2 separate regions of the Homo sapiens genome follow, and region 1 is linked to region 2. The links are chromatin loops, found by intact Hi-C in ENCODE. Cell type or tissue: endothelial cell of umbilical vein. All regions are shown on one strand. Each heading gives the region's core, and the rest is flanking DNA. Links, peaks and the distances in the headings are about the cores only. Region 1 overlaps LOC124901750 (a long non-coding RNA gene). Region 2 holds the start of LINC03060 (long intergenic non-protein coding RNA 3060).

Region 1 (10,583 bases), core at 1,797-9,796, 270 kb after region 2:
AAGGGTTTCCAGCTGCTCCCGAAGGCGGCTACAGTAATTTCAAGGGTAGAAGTTGGACACACTCATGTTTACCAGGGAGGTCAGTGTCTAAACTGAAAGGAGACAGGGAGGTGTGACTGGCAGCCTCAGGCACTGGGCAGGGCATGCACAGAACCCCGCCTCTGTTCGAGGGGGGTTGGGGAGGGGACCTGCAACGAGTGGCTTGTTCTATCCTGAACAAGGGTTTTACCCCAGGAAGGGGCCTTAAAGATCTCTGCCTCCAACCTCCTAGTTTTTTTTCTTTTAATTTTAAATATGTAAAATTTTAATACCATGAGAGATACCTTTTTTTTTTTTTTTTTTTTGAGATGGAGTCTCGCTCTGTCGCCCAGACTGGAGTGCAGTGGCACGATCTTGGCTCACTTCAAGCTCTGTCTCCAGGGTTCACGCCATTCTCCTGCCTCAGCCTCCCGAGTAGCTGGGACTACAGGCGCCTCCCACCACGCCCAGCTAAATTTTTTTTGTATTTTTAGTAGAGACGGAGTTTCACCGTGTTAGCCAGAATGGTCTCGATCTCCTGACCTCGTGATGCACCCGCCTCGGGCTCTCAAAGTGCTGGGATTACAGGCGTGAGCCTCCGCGCCCAGCCGAGAGATACTTTTTTAAAGAATAAAATGCTTCCATCAACTCAGATTCTTTGTTTTTGCTACTTAAATCAAGAGACTTTGTAGAGACCTGTTTTTCATGTCACACCAGCATGGCACATGTATACATATGTAACTAACCTGCACAATGTGCACATGTACCCTAAAACTTAAAGTATAATAAAAAAAAAAAAGAAAAAAAAAACCAATATGGTCAGTACTGGTCACATTCTAGCGTCTAGAAATCAAACAAATCACATCGAGAAGCACTGATTGAGCACCATGTATGTGCCCAACACAAGGAAAATTGCCAAGTAGTGTATCCCTACAGTGGTTTGTAAACTTTCTACTTGGAATCATTTTAGCTTAGGAGGAGTTAAAACATGAGTCTAGAGGGTGGATATGTGCTCTTCACCCTGCTTTCCCCAATGATGACCTCATACATAACCATAATACATATATTATTGAAATTGGAAAATAACCCTCTACTTTTACAGATGAAAGAATGCACACTCAGGGAGGCCAGGTGACTTGCCCCAGGGCACACAGTGAGTGAGGTAAGTTGGTGTCCCCCAGGCAGGCACACCCTGGTTGGTAATATCAAGGCTTTGTTTGAGTCCAGTTTCTGCCACGGATGAGCTGAGTGACATTAGACAATTTCCTTAAACTCATCTGTGAAATGGAGACAATAATAGTGCTTTCCTTGGGGGATTGTTCTGGGGACTAGGAAAAGGTGTGTGCAAGATTCTTGGCACAGTGCCTAAGGTGTAACAAGAATCCACCTGCATTGGAGGCTTGCTTTGTTCCGGTCATTGGTCTGGGTGCTTTATATGTTACACTATTTATTGCAACAACCCTGGAACCCATCATTATCAATTATTTTACCAATGGGAAAACTGAGGCACAAAGAAGTCAAAGGCTTAGTGAGGGGCAGAGATGGGGCCCAAAGTTGGGCTGAGTTGTGGAGCTCCTTGGCCTACCTTGGTCGAGGCTGAATGAACAGTGCTGCTGCAGTTGCCGTAAGCATGTTGCATCTCACCTGGATGCTCTGGCTTGCTGTGGTGGCTTCTCTTGAGCCATCTCTCTAGTGGCATCTGTGCATGAGTTTGGCTGCATGTGCAAACTCAGGACATTTAACTTTGGACCACCGTGAACTTTGTGGCTAACCAGATACTGCACTGACTTTACTCAACTCTTGGGCCTTTCAGGAGCTCAGTAATTATCCATTATGAGGCTCCTCACCTGCCCATCACTAGAAACTCCTTTCATTACCTCTTTTTCTCCACCTTTTGTGCCTCCTTTGTTTTAAAAGACTTTGCTATCGAACAACCTGCATTTTAAAATTAGTTTATCCATGCTTCCATTTTTAAAAAGTTATTCCAAGATATGTGCAATTGCCAATTAGAGATATTGGGCAGCAAAAGATAACCAACCCCATCAAACTTGGTTAACAGAATTCTAGCCCAAAGCAAACAAAATTTGACATTTTAACGAGACTGTGCAGGCTTAGCAGGCAGGGGTAGGACTTCAATGTGACTTTTAAAATACTGAAAATAGTTGGAGGACTCCTAAGGGTTTAGGAATCCCAGGGACTTAATCCAGTCCCCAAAGATTCTAAAGATTCCAGAAAATCCTCCATAAAACATAAATACCCTTTATTATATGTGCTTTATGTTGGCCTAAATCCCTTTTTAAATATCTTAATCTCATTCTACCTTACAGTTTGATATTTACATGAGAGTCTCTAAAATACAAGGAAATCCAATTGCATTAAAATATTTCTATGCACATATGGTACCCAGGTGCATAATAAAGGTAGACATCATTATCTTAAAAAGAGTGGCATGCAGTTTCTTCCCTGGTTATTCAATCTCTATCTACTCATATACTTTCCAGCATTTTCCCTCTCCCGTCCAGCCTTCAGCCCTACTTGCCGTCTTCCTTTTCCTTGCTATTAAGTTGGTGGTTCACTAAACTCTTACTAAACATGTGCTGTATTACTCCATGTTTTCCAGAGAAACAGAATCAACAAGATATTGATTCAATATATACACATATATATTTGGACATATACATATATATGGAGAGAGACAGAAAGATAGAGAGACAGAGATTGATTCATTTTAAAAGAAAGTGTGGGAACTGCAAGTCTGAAATTTGCAGGCCCAGACCAGCAGGCTGGAAGTTCTGGCAAGAGGTGACATTGCAGACTTGAGTCTGGAGGCAGAATTCCTTCCCCTTTGTAGGGCCTCAGTCTTTTCTCTTAAGGCCTCCAGCTGATTGGATGAGCGTCACCCACATGATGTATGGTAATCTACTCAAAGTCAACTCACTTAAATATCAATTATATCTTTTAAAATACCTTCTCTGCAACATCTAGGCTGATGTTTGACCAAACAACAGTGCATGACGTTTGTTGTGCCCCCAAACTGACACATAAAATCAACCATCACATGTACAGGCACTGTATTAAGCACTAGGGTGTAAAGATAAATATGACCCTGTCCTTAATCTTGAGGAGTTGATGATCAAATGGAGAAGGAAAGGCAGAAAGGAATCATTTTGGTAAATTCCATATTGAGGTATAGATGCAAAGCTGACAAAGGAGTTTGGCCTTGGGCCAGTATGAGAAGGCTACACTTTATTAGGTGCAATTTGAGCTGGCTCCTGAAGGCTGAGAAGAGGCTCGCCCCAAGGAAAGGCGTTCCAGTGATGGAGAAGCAAAAGGATTTGCACTACGTGGGCAACCGTGAATGGCTGGATGCGCTCATGTAAATAGGCAAGTTTTCTGAATAACCCAGCTGATTTCAAATCACGTTTAGCCATTCCTTGTTACAACATTCCTTCAAAAGAGTCATTTAGCTCAACAAACTCATTGTGGTCCTCTTTTAGACAGAAAGCTTCTCTTTCTCAGAAATGTAGCTGAGTGATGGTATTTTCCTTATAAGAAGAGACGTAGATCAGCTCACTGTCATTGTATCTGAACTCGGGGCTCTCCAGAAAGCAACAATTCCTTTTAATTCCTCTCTTACCTCTTTTCATGCCTCAAATCCCACACACATACCTCAAATCCAAAATAATTCAACCATAGCCTTGTGCATTGATGTCACAGGGCTTTCCTCTACTGAGAGGTTGAGCACAAAATCTCTTTAATTCTCCACTCCTTTCAGACTATGAAATGATGTCTGTTGGTGAATTGTTTATACATTCCAACAAAACAAGCCAACAAAAAAAAACTGAATGTAGTTGGCTCTTTTTTTCTCTCTGTGGATTTCAGAAAATTCCATTATGTTGCCAATTAGGCTTCCAAAATGGATGAACAATCTAAAAAAAAAAATCTAGACAGCAACATTATGTAGAGGAACAAGCACTATACTAGGAATCAGAAAAATGAGTTTTTCTTTTTACTTGTTTAAAACCCATTTATGCCTAGTGTTCCATTACTGGAACGCTGAGCACGTGGGAGTTATTTATATCCTACTGCTTAGGGTCATCACCAAGGTCTGATTGCAAAAATTCAAAAATTGCAATCTCGGGTATAAATGGGTTAAATGTTCTCTTATTTTAACCCTTATCTAAGCTGTGTGACCTTAGGAAAGAACATGGCCTCTCTGAGCTTGGATCCTCATCCATGTGGACTCACACTCTCCCAGGTCCTCCCAGTTCCCTGATCATGTTCCTTTCTTTTTTTGCATTTTGTTTTGTTTTGTTTTGTTTTGTTTTGAAATGGAGTCTCGCTCTGTTGCCCAGGCTAGAGTGCAATGGCATGATCTCGGCTCACTGCACCCTCCGCCTCCTGGGTTCAAGCTATTCTCATGTCTCAGCCTCCCAAGTAGCTGGGATTACAGGTGCCCACCACTGCGCCCGGCTAATTTTTGTATTTTTAGTAGAGACGGGTTTTCACCATGTTGGTCAGGTTGGTCTCGAACTCCCGACCTCAGGTGATCCGCCCGCCTCGGCCTCCCAAAGTGCTGGGATTACAGGCGTGAGCCACTGCACCCGGCCTCATGTTCCTTTCTTTCCCCCACTTATTTATAAACTTACATTCTTGAATAGAACATCTTTATTCTTTTGCTTTTCCAGTATGTTAAGGCAGTAAAAAATATTTTTGGAAAATACTTAACTTCATGATTTGCCATATACATTATTTTTTACCTAATCCAGGACTGAAAATAGTTAATTTTTGTAGTTGACCATTCATGTGATGTTCTTTCTTTCCATCTGAAGGTAATGTGGAGGCGACATTAACATAACGAAAGCATGGAAGAAGTAGAAACGTCAGTCTTTAATACTGAGCTTCATAACTCTTCCTTCATATACATCATTGCCAAATCAATGTCGGCATTTCAAATTGCTTTGGGATAGCACACCAGCTTGAGAGGAGTTGAGGTGAAGCCTCTCCTTTTGGTCTTCCTGTTGAATAACTACACTGAAATTCACCAACATAGTCAGTGGTGGGCTTTAGGCCACTGAATTAAACCAAGCTCACTGGCCCCATCTAGGGATCAAAAGCATTTAGCCCATGTTCTAACCATTGAATTAGACATCAAAGGTCCAAAGTTCTGAGACTGGCTTAGAATAACCCTTTACCTCCAGGCGGCATAACCTCCAGAACATTCCTGGAGGATGAACTTTTGGCTTTCACCAGCCTGACTGTTAAGCCAGCCACCATGGAAGATGAAATGTCTCACCAGAAATCACTCCCAGGTGGCAGTTCGTGCCTGTTTCCTCTCACATGGCCATCATGGGACGTCATTCTGGAAATCATTCTGCAGCTGTATGAAACCAGGGCCAAAACCCATTCCCCTACCCTGGAAGCAAGGGAAATATGGATATGGGAGAAATGAAATTTACTGACTATTGGTGATGAGGTGCTGTTGTCAAGGGTAAGAACTGGGCAAAAACTTTAAGAGGCTGAACACCTTTTGTTTTATCAAGAAAACTGTGAAAAACCCAAGGCAAAACAAGCAAGAAGCAAAATGGCCAATAGTTTGTCTCCAGCCAGGCCTCTATAAAGACCAGGAGGAGCAGCCTCCCAGGAGTCAGGGAGATAGATAGGCTATCTTCTTGTCTAGTCACTGTGAGATGACAAGGTCACAGGGTCACTCAGCTTTGTTTGTAGAATCCTGAGCCCCCTAAATCCAGTCTTGGATAGGAGGAGTGGGGAAGAAGCTTTATGGAAGGAGGAGTCTTATCAAGATTCTGGGGGACCCGCAAGTGGCTCTGGGCCTGGGAACAGCCACTCTGCCATATTTGCTAAATACCTGTCACCAGCAGAATCCTGCTCTAGATGCTGAGAGGAGCTACAAGGGCTATGAAAGTTCTCTCCATCATGGAGTTTGAGGTATGAATCGACCCAAAACCAGTCTGTAAAAATGCATGTGATCATGCATTTACTGTCCCCCTCAGCTGCATAGAAAGCTACACTAAAGCTACCCCTGCCACTCAAGGGTGGGACACACCTGCAACTTCAGAGTTGGAAAGCACCCACAGTAATCCCGTTGAACAATCCTCTCCCCGATTTACAGAAGAAACAATACCCATGCAGTTGGGAAGAGGCAGCATGGGAAGAAGAACTCCAGGCTGCTGGAGCCCATGAGAGGTCCGGTCCCGCCCAGGCTGCCTGACTCTTCTTGTGAGTTAGGAGAAGGGAGTGAGAGAGGCCAGAATCCGACCATGTGAGCTTTAATCCCCTTTGTGATATAGTCTGTGCTTACAAATGGTTAAGACAGTGTGTGGCTTTGCCTCTTTTTCTGCCCACATGCTGACAATTTTGTTGAACAAAATTACAAGAATAGCACAAGGATAACCTTTCCCCTGCCCTCTGCATGGGTCTTCCCGACATTGTTATGCTCGCCTGTCTTGTGCTATTAGATCAGCTTTCTTATTGCATCTATGCATTGTGGAACATTCTGGCTACAAGCCTGCGTGCTGGAGCCAGACTGCCTGGGTTCAAATCCCACCACTACCTCTGCTGGCTGTGACGTTTGGCAAGTTCCTTAACCTCTGTCTTCAGTTTTCTTGCCTGAACAGTAAGGAAGGGGATCAGATCCTCTCAAAGGTGCTGCTCAGCCCTGACATGATTGTGCTTTTATTTATTTAAAAAACATAAAAATGATGACTGTGCCTATTACAGGAAGGAATGGAACAGAAGGAGCAGGCAGTGGTGAGAGAAAGATGGATCAAAGAGCCTTTCCCTTCAGCTATAAACCAGCTTCTCTTGTTTCTCTTTGCCTTGCTTTTAAGGTATCTCTGACTACAGAGGAAGAAGAACACGGGAACTTTGAGTTGTTATTATTGAGGAAGACAGGATGATCAGGAATTTGACCAGGAAGCCCAGGTCACATCTAACATCAGTGAGGCAGTGACTGGTTAAAGGCTTGATGAGAACTGGCTGTCTGGCCCCAGGCTGCCAGGAATAGCGGGGGTCAATGACCTATAAAACCTTAGGCTGTATCAGCTTGGGTGGACTAAGTGATTACCATGTCTCCCTAGAAGCTAGTCTGGAAGCCATCCGCAGGGGAATTTGAACTAATGAACCAGGGCCACTGGGGATGGGACCCAGGAATCTGGATTTTAACCAGCATCTCAGCTGACTCTTAGGCTTCAGGTTTAGAACCACTGATGTGGTCCATTCTTCTCACCGACAAAACAAGGACCAGCTCTTTCTTTTTTCTCTGCTTCTTTTCAGACAGAAGGTGTTCGGGGTAGAGAAGCAGAGTTTGATCTCAGTGCTGCTTCTTCTTCTAAGCCACCGTGTTCAGAGAGCTAAGCATAAGGCAGAATGGAGGTGAGAAATCGCTCAGAAATTCTCAAAGCCCAGGCAAAGGGAGATTTGATTTCCTTTTGCATGCTTCCCCGAAGTATGTTAATTCTGGCGTAAACATGGTCTGAGGCATTACTAGGGTGAGGAGAAAGGCGTGCTGAGAAAGGAGGCCCTTACTCTCATAGGCCTTTCGTTGCAGGTCACAGGATGTCACTGATGGGTTGTTCTGAAAGCATTTGCCCCCTGCCACCCCCACCAAGCAGAGTCCTACCCGCTTACGAAAGCAGTTTCTTTGAGGTCAAAGGCTGAGAACAAACTGCAAATAAAAGCATCAGTCTCCTTTGCAGCTGACTCACTTAGGTCACCCCAGGGAGCAGCCAAACCACTGTATAAGGGAGGGACAGCTCAATTTGAGGCATGTATAAATTAGGAAATGTGTAGTACTAATGGATAATTAATAGGTTGTTTTATTTGCAGAGCCGATAGACAAATTTGGCATTCCGTGTGTTCAGACCTTTAAATATTTATAACCAAGAGCCTACAGGAGTACTGTTTCTGTAGAGACTTTTCTGATAGAGTATTGTGAATTTCAAAGTGCCCTTGGCTAAGCCTTTCTGCGATTTCATTCCACTTTTTTTTTTTTCTGCATATAATGGCTAAAGAAATTTTCCTGGGTCACCTTAGTAAACACTGTGTGGTAGTACTTTGAATGTTGTAGGGACCTGGGATACACCCACTACGCAGGGCTAACTACCAAGCAAAGAAGTCCCTTTGCTCATTAGAACAGATGGAAGGGCCAAACCTATCACAATTTAACTTTGAGAAACCACAGGACCTCATTGCCAATAGACTTTTTCTGAGGTGGGCCCTGGAGACCCCTCTGAAAAGTATTTCAGGAAATGTGAGAAGTTCGTGTCCTCTTAGAAAAACTTCAGCTACTCCTAGGGAGTCATAAGCAAACCCCAAATTCCAGAAAGGGGCTTCTTGGGGATTTTGAGACTTTGGGGAGTTTGAGAACTTGACCTTCCCAGAGTACCCTAGAGAGGGGTGAACTGATCAAGAACCATACACTCCATGGTACCACCTGCAAACCCTCTTCCTCACACCCAAAGGGAGTTCTTGGCCCTCACTGGGACTCCTTGCACCCCGGGGAAATGGGTCCAGGAGAGTTGAGCAACTCATCCAAAGTCCCACTACAGTGAGTGTCAGGGCTAGGGTTCAAGCTCACATCTGCCAAACCTCAAAGCCACACTGCAATATAATTATGAAAATAATACGATACTTTTGGTTACTGAGGCATGCTTCGCTGAACCTCAGATTCCTTACCTATCAAGCAGGGCTAATAACACCCACACGCAGAGTTAAGGTCAGTGTCAAATGAGATGATATGCTTATGTCGAGCACCCAACATTGTTTCTGGAACATAGAAGATGCATAACATAGGATTGCTATAATTTTTACTGTTGTTGGAGAGTGGAAACAAATCAGTGGGTTAAGGGAAGAGTGCACATTATTGTCTATAACCCAATAAAGAGAAAAATCAGTGATCTTTGGGAATTGAAAAGAAGTGTTACAAATTGTCACCCTATCCCACTCTGACTTAACAAATCTTTAGATCAGCCAATGAACAACAAGAATGATTGTTAGGGATGGTTGTAAGAGATTGGGTGGTGATATACTCAAGCCTGTTTTGAAGAGTGAAGCAACTCGCAGAGTTGCAAGTACAAATAATAAACGGACAGCAAACAAGAACATAGGAGCCAATCTGCTGATACCAGAAAGAGATGATCTCTGTCCTTCATTCAGCATGTAGTGAGCAGCTACCACATGCTGAGAACTGTGCCGGTATAGATTTGTGTCCCTCTCAGGAGGGTGCTTCTGGTGCTAGACAGAAAATTGGACACTCTGTGGGATCACTGACATGTCTGTAATGATAGGGAAAGACCATCCTAACAGATCCAGGTAAGCAGAGGACAGTAACACGGCTAAAAAGCGTCCAGTAGTAACAGCTGCTTCCACTGTTGACCATTCTTCTGAAGCACAGTTATATTTATTAGAAAAGCTTTTGCAAATATAATTTTACTAAAGTTGCAACATTTGATGTTAAATTCCAATGGGATCCACTTTCCTGGTAATGTGTCCAGATCCCTTGGGGGAGCACATGGTTTTGATGAGTGGAGAATACTAGAATACTAGAATGATGTGATTATTTCTACCAACCAAACAATGAATTATTCCTGCCAACCGAACAATGAAAAAAAGGGCTTTGTTTTGTTTTTGGTTCTCCTGCACTTATGTAGCTGTTGGAGTCTCTAGAAAGAAATAGCAGAAAAATATTTTGCAATTTCAAAGAGTACCTGTGGCCAAATGCTATACCATTCAAAGTTAGAAGTAGTTTTATGAAGTGAGTCAGTAAATTCAAGCAGTAGCTTTCTAATATTTGAGTGTTCTGTAAGCCAGTGGTTCTAGTATTTTGAATTCATTTTAAAATTAGGGACCAGGCACCCTGGTTTTTGCTGTAATCCAAATACTTGGGAGGCCAAAGTGGGAGGATCACTTGAGGCCAGGGGCTAAAGACCAAGCCTGGGCAACATAGCGAGACTCCATTTGTACAAAAAACAAACACGCAAAAAAATTAGCAGGGCCTGGTGGTGTGTGCCTGAAGTCCTAGCTACTCAGGTGGCTAAGGCGGGAGGATCTCTTGAGCCCAAGTTGAGGCTGCAGTTTTCCACAAAAGAAAGGACTTTTTCCACATTAACAAAAGGAGGATAAAAACATAGACTAAGGATAAAAGAGCCTCCTTTCCAAGAAAGGATGATAGGTAGCCTTAACCTTGTGGCATATTCCAGCTAGGTTTTGGCTAATGTCTGCATACTTTCCTTTGAGCATAAGCTGCTGGACTGCATTTTTTCACCCCCCGCCTTCATTTAGGTGGGGCCATGTGACTAGTTCTTAGCAATGGAGTGCAGAAGGGATGCATGCTTCCTCCGGGCCAGGTGGCTAGGTGCACGTGTGTCCTCTCTACCCTCCCTTCCCAGGTTCTAGAAGATGGCAGAGCCCCTGAATGGAAGGAGTGCAGGTCCCAGAATGACCACCGGAGCAGTCCTCACGTTCATGGACTGTGATAGAACTGCAAAATAACCCTTTATTGTGTTAAACAATTGAGATTTGAGGGTTATATATTAGAGGTGCAT
Region 2 (10,583 bases), core at 987-8,986:
CAAAAAAAAACAAAAACAAAAACAAAAACACCCAAAAAACAAAAAAAAACAAAACAGTGAGAACAGCAGGATTCTATCAATAAAGGAGTAAAAGCAAAAAGCTGGGGTTACCCCCAGGGATAATTCCTGAAGTACTGTCAGCTTAATTTTTTGTCAATATAATTGTATTAATAATTATGTACTTATTGGCCAAAGAACATAATCAAAATAACGGAAAATTTTTTAAAATCAATCATTTATTTTTCCATGTTTCTTCCCAGTTCTAATCCTAATACTTTCATTATTTTTATGTGGTTGTAACCCAATCAAAAATTGTGGCAGATTATGTTTTCTAAAACTGGCCATAGCAGTATTTCCAGTCCTGTATGCTTTTCCAGAAACTTGTTGCTCTCCCATCATAAGGTGGCATCTCTTTTCTTTCCCTTTGAAACTGACAAGATTTTGTGACTCAATGAATGGAAATGGAAATGACACTGCAAAATTTCTAAGACTAGGTCATATATGATTAACTGACTTCTACCTGGCTTTCTCGCCGGGGTCTTTTGTCCTTGGAACCCAGCCACCATGTTCTGAGGAAGCCCAAGCCAAACAGAGGTGTCCTGGCCAACAGAGCCAGCTAAGGCCTCACCAGATGACCAACATCAACTGATGTTGAATGACCCTCATGTGAATCCAGCCCCTGACATTGTGGGCCCAGATAAGCCATACTGCTGTAAGCCGTCTGAATTTCTGATCTGTAAAAAATGGTTGTTTCATCCCACTAAGTTTTTGGGTAATCTTTATGCAGCTATAGTCACTGAAATACATGGAGAGTTTTGTTTTATAACTTTTGCATTTGTTAGCATGAGGATTTTCTCATGTTGCTTTATAGTCATCATAATTATTTTACTGGCTACAAAATATTTTGAGTTGATGTAGTATAGCTTATTTAAATATTGTGCTATTCTTGGCTATTTAGACTGTTTCTCGTTTTTCACTATTTAAGTAATGATATAAAAAGTTATGCATAGAGATTTTTCTCTTTCTTTGAATTGCTTCAGTGGGACAAATTCCCAGAAGTAGAATTACTTTTGGGTATGAACATTTTTGTGGCTTCCCAAACGTACCACCAAATTACTTCTCAAACAAAATTGCATTGATTCTGCCATTAGTTGTTTGGCTATGTTGGTACATAAAACCACCTCAAATGTGTTTTGAATTAAAGAGGGCATAAGTAAAAAACTGTAGTAAAGAAAACCCTTTACTGTCTTTGCATCAGCATCAGATATCACCATCACTTTTAATTTTTTGCTAGTTTAGTCAATGGAAATTGTATTTTTATCATTGTTATTCATTTGTGTATCTTGAGTGAGTACTGAAGTAGAGATTTTTTCATATTTCAGAAATTGTTTTTACTCCTATCTGAAGCATCTATATATATTCTTTATCCAATAATGTATTTATAAGAGCTCTTGACATCACTGTTTATTTAAAGTATGTCATAATTTCATTAGTGGACTATAAAATATATTGTGGCTCATGACTGGTATTAAAGAAAAAAACAGAGTAGAATAAAATGGAAATATCAGAGCATTCTGCATATAGTAAGATTTTTTGTGTTTTTTAAAAAAATTTGTATATATTTCAGGGGTAAAAGTTCATCTTTTTAAAATGGATATATGGTATAGTGGTGAAGTCTAGGCTTTTCATGTAGCTATCACCTGAGTAGTGTATATTGTACCCATTAAGTAACTTATCATCCCTTACCCCCTCCCATCCTCCCACCCTGCCATCCTTCCCAGTTTCCAATGTCTATCACTCCATTCTGTGTCCACGTGTATACATTACTTAGCTTGCACTTGTAAGTGAGGGCATGTGGTATTTGACTGTTTCTGAGTTATTTTACTTAAGATAATGACCTCTAGTTCCATCTATGTTACTGCAAAGACATTATTTCATTCTTTTTTTATGTCTAAATAGTATTCCCTTGTCTATACGTGCCACATTTTCTTTATCCAATCATCCATCGATAGGCACTTAGGTTGATTTCATATCGTTGCTATTGTGAATAGTGCTGCAACAAACATATGGTGTAGGTATTTTTTTGATATAATGATTTCTTTTCCTTATACCCAGTCGTGGGATTGCTAGATTGAATGTTACTCTATTTTTAGTTGCGAAATCTCTGTACTGTTTTCCATAGGGGTTGTACTAATTTACATTCCCAACGACAGAGTATAGTACGTTTTTTTGTATGAAACTTTTATTTCAATGTAAGTTTGTATTGGGTTGTGATACCCTCCTTCTTAGCGGAGATGCAACAAAGATGTTCTTAAAAGATGTGTCTTATAAAGCATATTTATTAACCCCTTTTTATATCGATGTAAACATCTCCCAGCCTGTAGCTTCCCTTTTTGTATTGAATTATTTTTCTTTTGCACTATTTTAATTTTTCATGTGGTCAGGCCCAACAATCTTTTGTAATTTCTTATTTCAGTTGTAAACAGAAATTCATCTTGTTTCTACAGAGGTGATAAATGATCTATCCTATTTTTTGTCAACTCAATTCTAACTGAAGCATTCTCTGGACACTCGGAACTTCTAAAAATTCACGTTGGCTCAGCAAAATGCAAATGAAGAGCTCTGGTGCAAATGCTATTATGGAGTGGGTAAATTGAGAATGTGTGATAATCACGAGATCACATGTCCCCATTCTCACTTCCAGTTGTCAGTTTATGCTGCCTCAGCAAAACGAGTTCTGGGGCAAATGCTGTATAAGCAAATGTTATAATTATTACCCAAAGATAGCTACCAAATGATGAAAAATATTGAAGAAGAAGTCAAGTTGAAAACGCCAGAACGCATGGAAGAACTCAGAATAAGACAAGAGAGATGGGTTTGGAGACAAAACTGTCAGAATAGAGATGAGTAAAAGGATAGTAATAATCGTTCCTGATTATTGTGTATTTGCCCAGCTCATTTACTCCTCACCACCGTTATTTCCATTTTGCATTTTGCATTCCATTAGCATTATCTCCATTTTACAGATGTGAAAACTGCAGTGCAAAAAGCTATGCGACTTAGTCAAGGTCATCCAGCTTAAATAGGTGCCTGGAATTGGAACTGCAAACCCGATTCTTAATCACTGGCCCATGCTGCCTCTGACGTGGGAGCTAGAGGTTGTAGCTAAAAGAAAAAGGCTAATATCTGGAGACAGCATCACTTACAACTCAAGAGTTATAAAGGGATATTGCAACTGTTCTATGGAAACTTTCCAGATTTCTCCCCCCCTTCTGGAGAATTTATTTCAAATACCTGGATCTAGACATCTAGAATAAAAGCAGTTTCTGCCATGTACAGTGCTGGAGATAAGGGCTGATGTTTTGTATTTCAGCTGTGATTTTCCTGGATTCCAGTCGGATCATGAAATTTCCTAACAAAGACACACGAGAGACAGTGGGTCAGAGCACACAGTTAGCAGCCAGTGTGCTTGGATTTGCTACCAGCTCAGCCTCTTTCTAGCTGTGTGATTGGGGCACGTTTTCCTCATTTTTAAAGTGAGGACAATAATAGAACCAACCTCAGAGGGCTGTTGTAAGACAATGTCTGTCCATAGCAAGTGATACACTAGTATTCGTTATTTTATTATATGCTATAATTATTTCATTTGAAGCTGATATATTTCATATTAGTTATTTTTTTCTGGTTGGATTTTAGGAGACAATCTAGTTTTATCAGTAGCATATTTACAGATAGGGTGTTTCTATGTTGATTCTTGTAAATTACATTGGCATTTTCTTATCTAATTCTTCAGTTTCCAGAATACCTGATATTTGAGAGGGGTGGCCATATGTTCCAGTTTACTCTTGTTATGCTAGTATCACTCTATCTATACTCAAATGTCCCTGTTTGGAAGAGAAATCCTGTGGTCCTCCTATTTGGAGAAGTGCAACCCTCTTACAGGGGGTCACTGTTACATTATATGGGCTGGGTCAGGAGGTGCAAAGCTGGCATAAAATCAAGGATAGTGTGTTTTCTTTTCATCATTTTTCATGCCAGGATCCCCTTGGCAAGCTGCGGAAGCTTTTGGAGCCCTTCTAAGAAAAATGTTTTTAAGTACATAAAATTAAACACACAAGATTACCAAGGAATTCTTTAGTTTTGAAAGACTGCTATCACAATATTTTTAAAAACCAAATTTGTAATATGATAATATATAGGCTTTTTATTAACGACTAAATAACAGGTCTAGTGACAGGTTTAATAACTCTGGTAATTTCAAAGTAGTGATGCACATAGATGACATCGTGAGATATTCCTAGTAACAGTAATGGGATATAGCAAGAGCTGTGACTTTCTATTTGTGACAAAGTTACAGGCCCCACTTCTGTTCTCTATATTCACGATAGAATGTAATATTTTCCATGTCCATGTTCACAGACCTCTCGGATTCAATCCAGACCTCTTGTGGGTGCCAGTTTAAGAACTGCTGCATGGGCCATGCACGGTGGCTCACACCTGTAATCCCAGCACTTTGGGAGGCCAAGGCGGGCAGATGGCTTGAGGTCAGGAGTTCAAGACCAGCCTGGCCAACATGGCGAAACCCCATCTCTACTAAAAATACAAAAATTAGCCGGGTGTGGTGGCAGGTGCCTATAATCCCAGCTACTCAGAAGGCTGAGGCAAGAGAATCGCTTGAACCTGGGAAGCGGAGGTGGCAGTGAGCCGATATAGCGCCACTGCACTCCAGGCTGGGCGACAGAGTGAGACTCTATCTCAAAAAATAAATAAATAAGAAAAGAACTGCTGCACAAGAGTGAATGTTTGAAGCAAGCAGGAGGGAGGCGAATTGCCCAAAGATCAGGAAGAAAAGAAAGAGGCTGGGATGGTCATAGATCTGCCGAGGAGCACAAGAAGTGAAGAGGAAAAATGACACGGAAGATGCCAGAATGTGGACTGATGGAAGTAAAAGGGCAGGAATGGTCTGACAGATGTCTCTGTTGACAGAGGATACCCCACCCAGAATACAGCCCGTCAGAAACGGGAATGTTCACAGTGGCCCAGAGCGCGGACTTTGAAGCCTGACACACCTAGGCGTGAACCCCCGCCCTGCTGCGTTTATCAGCACGTATTTTGCACAAGTCATTTAACTGCTGTGTCTTAGTTTGTCTTCTGTTTAGTGGGGATAATAATACATCCCTTACAAAATTGCTTTGAGCAGCAGTCTCCAACATTTTTGGCACCGGGAACTGGTTTTGTGGAAAACAATTTTTCCACAGACCTGGCGGTGGGGAGGTGGTTTCGGGATATTATTATTACATTTTAATACATAATGAGATAATTATACAACTCACCATAATGTAGAATCAGTGGGAGCCCTGAGCTTGTTTTCCTGCAACTAGACGGTCCCATCTGGGAGTGATGGGAGACAGTGATAGGTCATCAGGCGTTAGATTCTCATAAGGAGCGCGCAGCCTAGATCCCTCGCATGCGCAGTTCACAGTAGGGTTCATGCTCCTATGAGACGCTAATGCCGCTGCTGACCCGACAGGAAGCGGAGCTCAGGCGGTAATGCGAGAGGGGAGTGGCTGTAAAAACAGATGAAGCTCTGCTCGCTCGCCCATCGCACGCCTCCTGCTGTGCGGCCCCGTTCCTAACAGGCCATGGACTGGTACCGGTCTGTGGCCCCGGGAGTTGGGGACCCCTGGCTTTGAGGATTAAATGAGACAGTGTATGTAAAGGGCTTTTTACTGCACCTATTGGATTGTACCACTTCCATCAATAGCTCTGGCAACAGTATCATTGTCGTCGCTGTTACTAGGAAGGTCCACTTCCCAGCAGTAAGCAGGGCCTCCCACCAGGGATTACCAAAAATCATTGTTGACCATTTGTGGCCAGAAGGGGGAAGCATACACCACACTATAAGCTCAGGAGGCTAAGGACGGGGAGTGGCGAGTGTGGATGGGGACTTCCTTTTGCTCACACAGGCTGAACTCGATGACCGAGGCTTCCTTCGCCCCCTTTGCTTGGCCATGGTGCTCGGAAGCCTACCGGTCCTTGCTGTAGGACCAAGCGCACCCAGACTGCCTAGGCACTGTCAGGGATGTTCTGGTGAGGAAGGCAGGCCAGGGACCCGGCAGAGACCAGCTGGTGTATATCCCATTCTAGCCAAGCAGCATTTGAATCACATACATCGAGAGGGCAGGTGCTGGGGTCAGGGAAGAATTCTACCACACAGTAGTTGGAGCTACGTACTTCCTTCAACTCTTCATGTTATCTAACTTTTCACCTGCTTTCTTTTTGGTAGGAATATCATCTGCCCTCCACACAGTCCCAGGAACGAACAGGCTTTACACATGCTGTGCCCAACTTAGAAACATCTAACCTAGAATGGCCTGTTCTGTCCTCCCTCACCCCACCATGAAGAAATTATTGCCCAGCCTGGGCCACATTGTGAGACTCTACATTAAGAAAAAAAAAAGCCAGGTATGGTTGTGCACACTTGTAGTCCCAGCTACTTGGGAAGCTTACTGGGAGGATTGCTTGAGCTGGGGAAGTTGAGGCTGCAGTGAGCCATGATCGCATCACTGCACTCAAGTCTGGGTGACAGAGCAAGACCCTGTCTCAAAAAAAAAAAAAAAAAAAAAAGAGGAAGAAGAAGAAGAAATTATTGCCGTATTTCTCCCTGTACAGAAAATTATGCAAAGTTTTTCACCTAGAGCTACCCATACACACATAGAAAGAAATCTCCTCTACTTTCGTGGCAGAAAAATAACAAGTTGTAAGGACCAAGATCTTATCGTACTATCCTTTTGCAACCCTTCTGCAGGGACATCCAAGAAATAAGATGCAACTAAATAGGATGGTAGGAACATCGTACATGAAACATCATATATAAAGCTGTTTCTAAGGGAAAATGCTACCCTCTTCCAAGAAGCTACCCCATGACTAATTTGCAAATCTGCACCTTGGGGAATAGAACAACTTCATTGATTTATTTATTTTTGAGACAAAGTCTTGTCTCCCAGGCTGGAGTGCAATGGTGCAATCTTGGCTCACGGCAATCTCCGCCTTCCGAGTTCAAGCAATTCTCCTGCCTCAGCCTCCCGAGTGGCTGGGATTACAAGTGCCCACCACCACTCCTGGCTAATTTTGTGTTTTTAATAGAGACTAGGCTTCACCATGTTGGCCAGGCTGGTTTCAAACTCCTGACCTCAGGTGATCTGCCCTCCTTGTCCTCCCAAAATGCTGAGATTACAGGCATGAGCCACCGCGCCCAGCCAAATAATCTCTTTTTATATGTCCCTTAGCATGTGCCACAACACTAGGCATTTAACTAGGACTCCAAGAATACTTATTGAATGGTACTAAAATCTGGGAAATGGACAGAGAGAGTTCAAGAGATCCCACTTGGTTTTCCATGGAATGGATTTTAAGTTTTCTTAAAGTTTTTTAAAGAATCAGAACCCTTTTCACAAATGAAATCGTACATACAATTTCAACAAAGAAGATAAAAGGGAATTTGCTCTGGTTGAGGCAGTGAGGACAGGGAGAGAGGACACCTACACCACCCCTTCCTTGCCTCCTCAGCCCAGGGAGGAAATCCAGGCCTTTTCAGAAACACGGTTTGAACCATACAGCCTCCCACTGGATAACAAAACAATCTGGTCTCTAGTCCAGATTAGGCCACGAGTGGATGGCCTGGGGTTTTCAAAATCATGTGTTCAGACTAAGAGGTAGGTGACCTACAGAAAAAGAATATTGGATAAAGATCTGCAGAGTTCTAGTCCTGGCTGATCTTGACAAAATCACCTGATCCCTCCTGTACAACGAAGGCTGGGACCATATGGCCTCTGAGAGCCCTGGCAAAGTCACAACCTGCTGATTTGCGGTAACTGGGAGAGAAGGCCACGCAATTCTTAATGCCCAGGTTTAGGCCTGGAAGCATCTGCTGCAGGCCTGAGTGGATCTGTGTAGCGGGAGTATATTAATGGCCTCCCGCTGCTTTCCTCCCACTGCCTGTTCCTGTCCTTTCTCCATGCTGTACTGTGCCCTGTGGTCAGTACCCCATTCTCTGGTCTCCTTTGACTCTGTGCTGTATTTCCACCAAAACTTACCTGACTTTTGCCATGGGCCCTAAGCCTGGCTCTCCTTTTCCCTGGGTCCCAGCTCTCTAACAGTTTGGGATACTCATAATTCTCATCCAAAACCTGTTGTTTTATCTCTGACTCTCTAATACCACTGAAATTACTCCTGGCTTGCAACTCTGGCAAACACCGTTTATCACTCGAAGCCAAGAATTGGAGACAAGATGAAAAGATAACTCTGTTGAAAGGACTTCACTTCTTTTGCTCAATGACAGGCAGTTGGGCAATCAAATTTTTCTGTATCTAGAGTTAAGATAGCAGCAGAGGTAGTCATAAAAAATAGCTTCAATGTGATTCAGTAGAAAGGTCACAGAGTTTGGAGGCGAAACCGTTGACTAGCTGTGAGACATTTGGCATACCAAATGAGTTTTCTTGATTTAGTTTATCATCTATAAATGAAGAGTCATGACACACGAGTCTCACAGGACTGTTGTAAGGATCAGATGAGATAGTTTATTCAGCAAACATTTATTTTTTATTAGGAAATAGATCACATGTAGGCCAGGTGTGGTGGCTCACGCCTGTAATTCCAGCACTTTGGGAGGCCAAGGCAGGCAGATCGCTTGAGCTCAGGAGTTTGAGACCAGCCTGGGGAACAGGGGGAGACCCTATCGCTACGAAAAATTAAAAAATTAGCTGGGCATGGTGGCACGTGCCTATAGTGCCAGCTACTTGGGAGGCTGAGATGGGAGGATCGCTTGAGCACCCAGAGGCGGAGGTTGCAGTGAGCTGAGATCATGCCACTGTACTCCAACCTGGGTGACAGTGAGACTTTGTCTTAATTTAAAAAAAAAGTAGAAATAAATCATATATGCAGAAGAGTGTACAACATCTCTGTGTATCATTTAAAGAATTAAAATAAACATACATGTTCTCATAACCCAGGTTAAGAAATAAATAGTACTTTAGGACTCCTTGTATATCCCTCTTCAATATCAAGATTCACTCCAACTCCCACCCATGAATTTGGAATAAATCCTTCTCTTTATCTTCTTAGTAGTTGTATGACCTGTGATTGTATCCTTAAAAAAATGTTGTTTAGTTTTACCTGCTTGTAAATTTCATATAAATGGATTCTTACTATATGCCTTTTTTCTGTGACTAGCTTTTTCTTCTGCCTTAGTATTCTCCTTAGTACTTTTGAGATTCATTTATGTAGAAGCATAGAGCTGTAGCCTGTACACTGTAAGAACACACTGTGATCCACTCGTGCAGATGCCTTCTACCAGGTAAAGACGTTCTTTCCTATTCCTACTTTGCCAAGAGATTTTATCATAACACCATTTTGAATTTTACCAAATGTTGTTCTACTTGAATACATACATATACCTCTAATTCATTCATGTGATGGATTACATTCATAATTTTCTAATATTAAATCAACATTGCATTCCTGTGATAAAATCACACAAATCCCTCTTTTATACATCATTGGATGTGGCTAACTTTATTTTGTTTAGGACTTTTGCAACTATATTCTTTGATGAGATGGGTCTGTAGTTTTCTTGAACTGTCCTCGTCTAATTTTAGTGTCAGAGTTGTGTTGGCTGCATAAAATGAGTTTGACGGTATTCCCTCTTTTCCTGTTTTCTGGGAGAACTTGAATAGGATTGGTATTGTCTGTACCTAGAATGTGACATACAACACTTCTATAAAACCATCTTGGTCTGGTATTTTCTTTGAGGAAAAATTTTAACTAGTTTTTCAACTTCTTTAATGGACATAACACTGTAAGTTGCCCTCTGAGTACTGCTTTGGCTGCATCCCAAAAGTTGTTATGATTCCACATGTGTTTTCTACAGTAGGAGGCAGCCCAGCAGAACTGGTGGATGAACTCCAGAGCCAGACTGCCCAAGTGGAAATCCCAGCTCCACCATTTTCTAGTTATATGATCTTGGGAAGGTTCTTTATCCTCTGTGGGTCCCAGTTTCTTCATCTGCAAATGGGATAGCAATAGAATCAACCTCATAGAGTTGTGAGGTTGGAAAAATATGTAAAACTCTTAAAACTGTGTTTGGGTCTTTAATAGGTAATTAATACTTATTAAATTGCCGTAGGTAATTAATAAATGCCATATATAGTGTTTGCTGTTATTTTTTCTTCTTTAACCTTTGAATTGATTGTAAATCTATTTCAAAATTTCCAAATTCATGTGGAGGGCAGTTTCATTACTTTTTGTTATTTTTTTAAATAATTTTATGTAATTGTGGCCAGAGGAATAATATCTATATATGAGTTCATTGAAATTTGTTGAGGCCAGCACTTTGGCCTAGCATATCACTGATTAACATAAATGTTACATATGTGCTTAGAAACATGTGTTCTCCAAGGAAAAAATTAGTAATTCTGCCATTTAAATCGGTACCCTTGCTAATAATTTTATCTGCTTCATCTAAAAAAAGGTGCAGGCATTTTTAAAAGCAGGTAAGTAATCTAGGTAGACATATTGGCTATTGT

The links. Hi-C counts contacts between places; a loop is a spot of excess contacts. Peaks named below come from ENCODE experiments on the same cell type or tissue, not always from the same donor. Only the 100,000 strongest peaks of a DNase experiment are listed, where the experiment ranks them.
Region 1: it touches region 2 in a loop (7-fold over the local background); 2 of 110 quality-filtered maps call a loop at or near these places.

The regions. Positions count from the first base shown.
Region 1 is chr7:134,696,339-134,706,921 of GRCh38, forward strand. All of the region lies in intron 1 of LOC124901750 (a long non-coding RNA gene), which reads right to left. Among named protein-coding and RNA genes, the nearest start is that of BPGM, 55 kb to the left of the region's middle. RefSeq lists silencers at 6,559-6,853, 7,424-7,634. In endothelial cell of umbilical vein, for the core only: a CTCF peak has its summit at 5,126; DNase peaks (open chromatin) are centred at 5,143 and 6,453.
Region 2 is chr7:134,426,981-134,437,563 of GRCh38, forward strand. It overlaps LINC03060 (long intergenic non-protein coding RNA 3060), which reads right to left and starts at 5,440. Exons shown (of 3, transcript NR_183392.1): 1 at 5,334-5,440. In endothelial cell of umbilical vein, for the core only: a CTCF peak has its summit at 5,874 (motif pointing right); DNase peaks (open chromatin) are centred at 5,581 and 5,861; H3K4me3 peaks cover 661 bases; H3K27ac peaks cover 975 bases.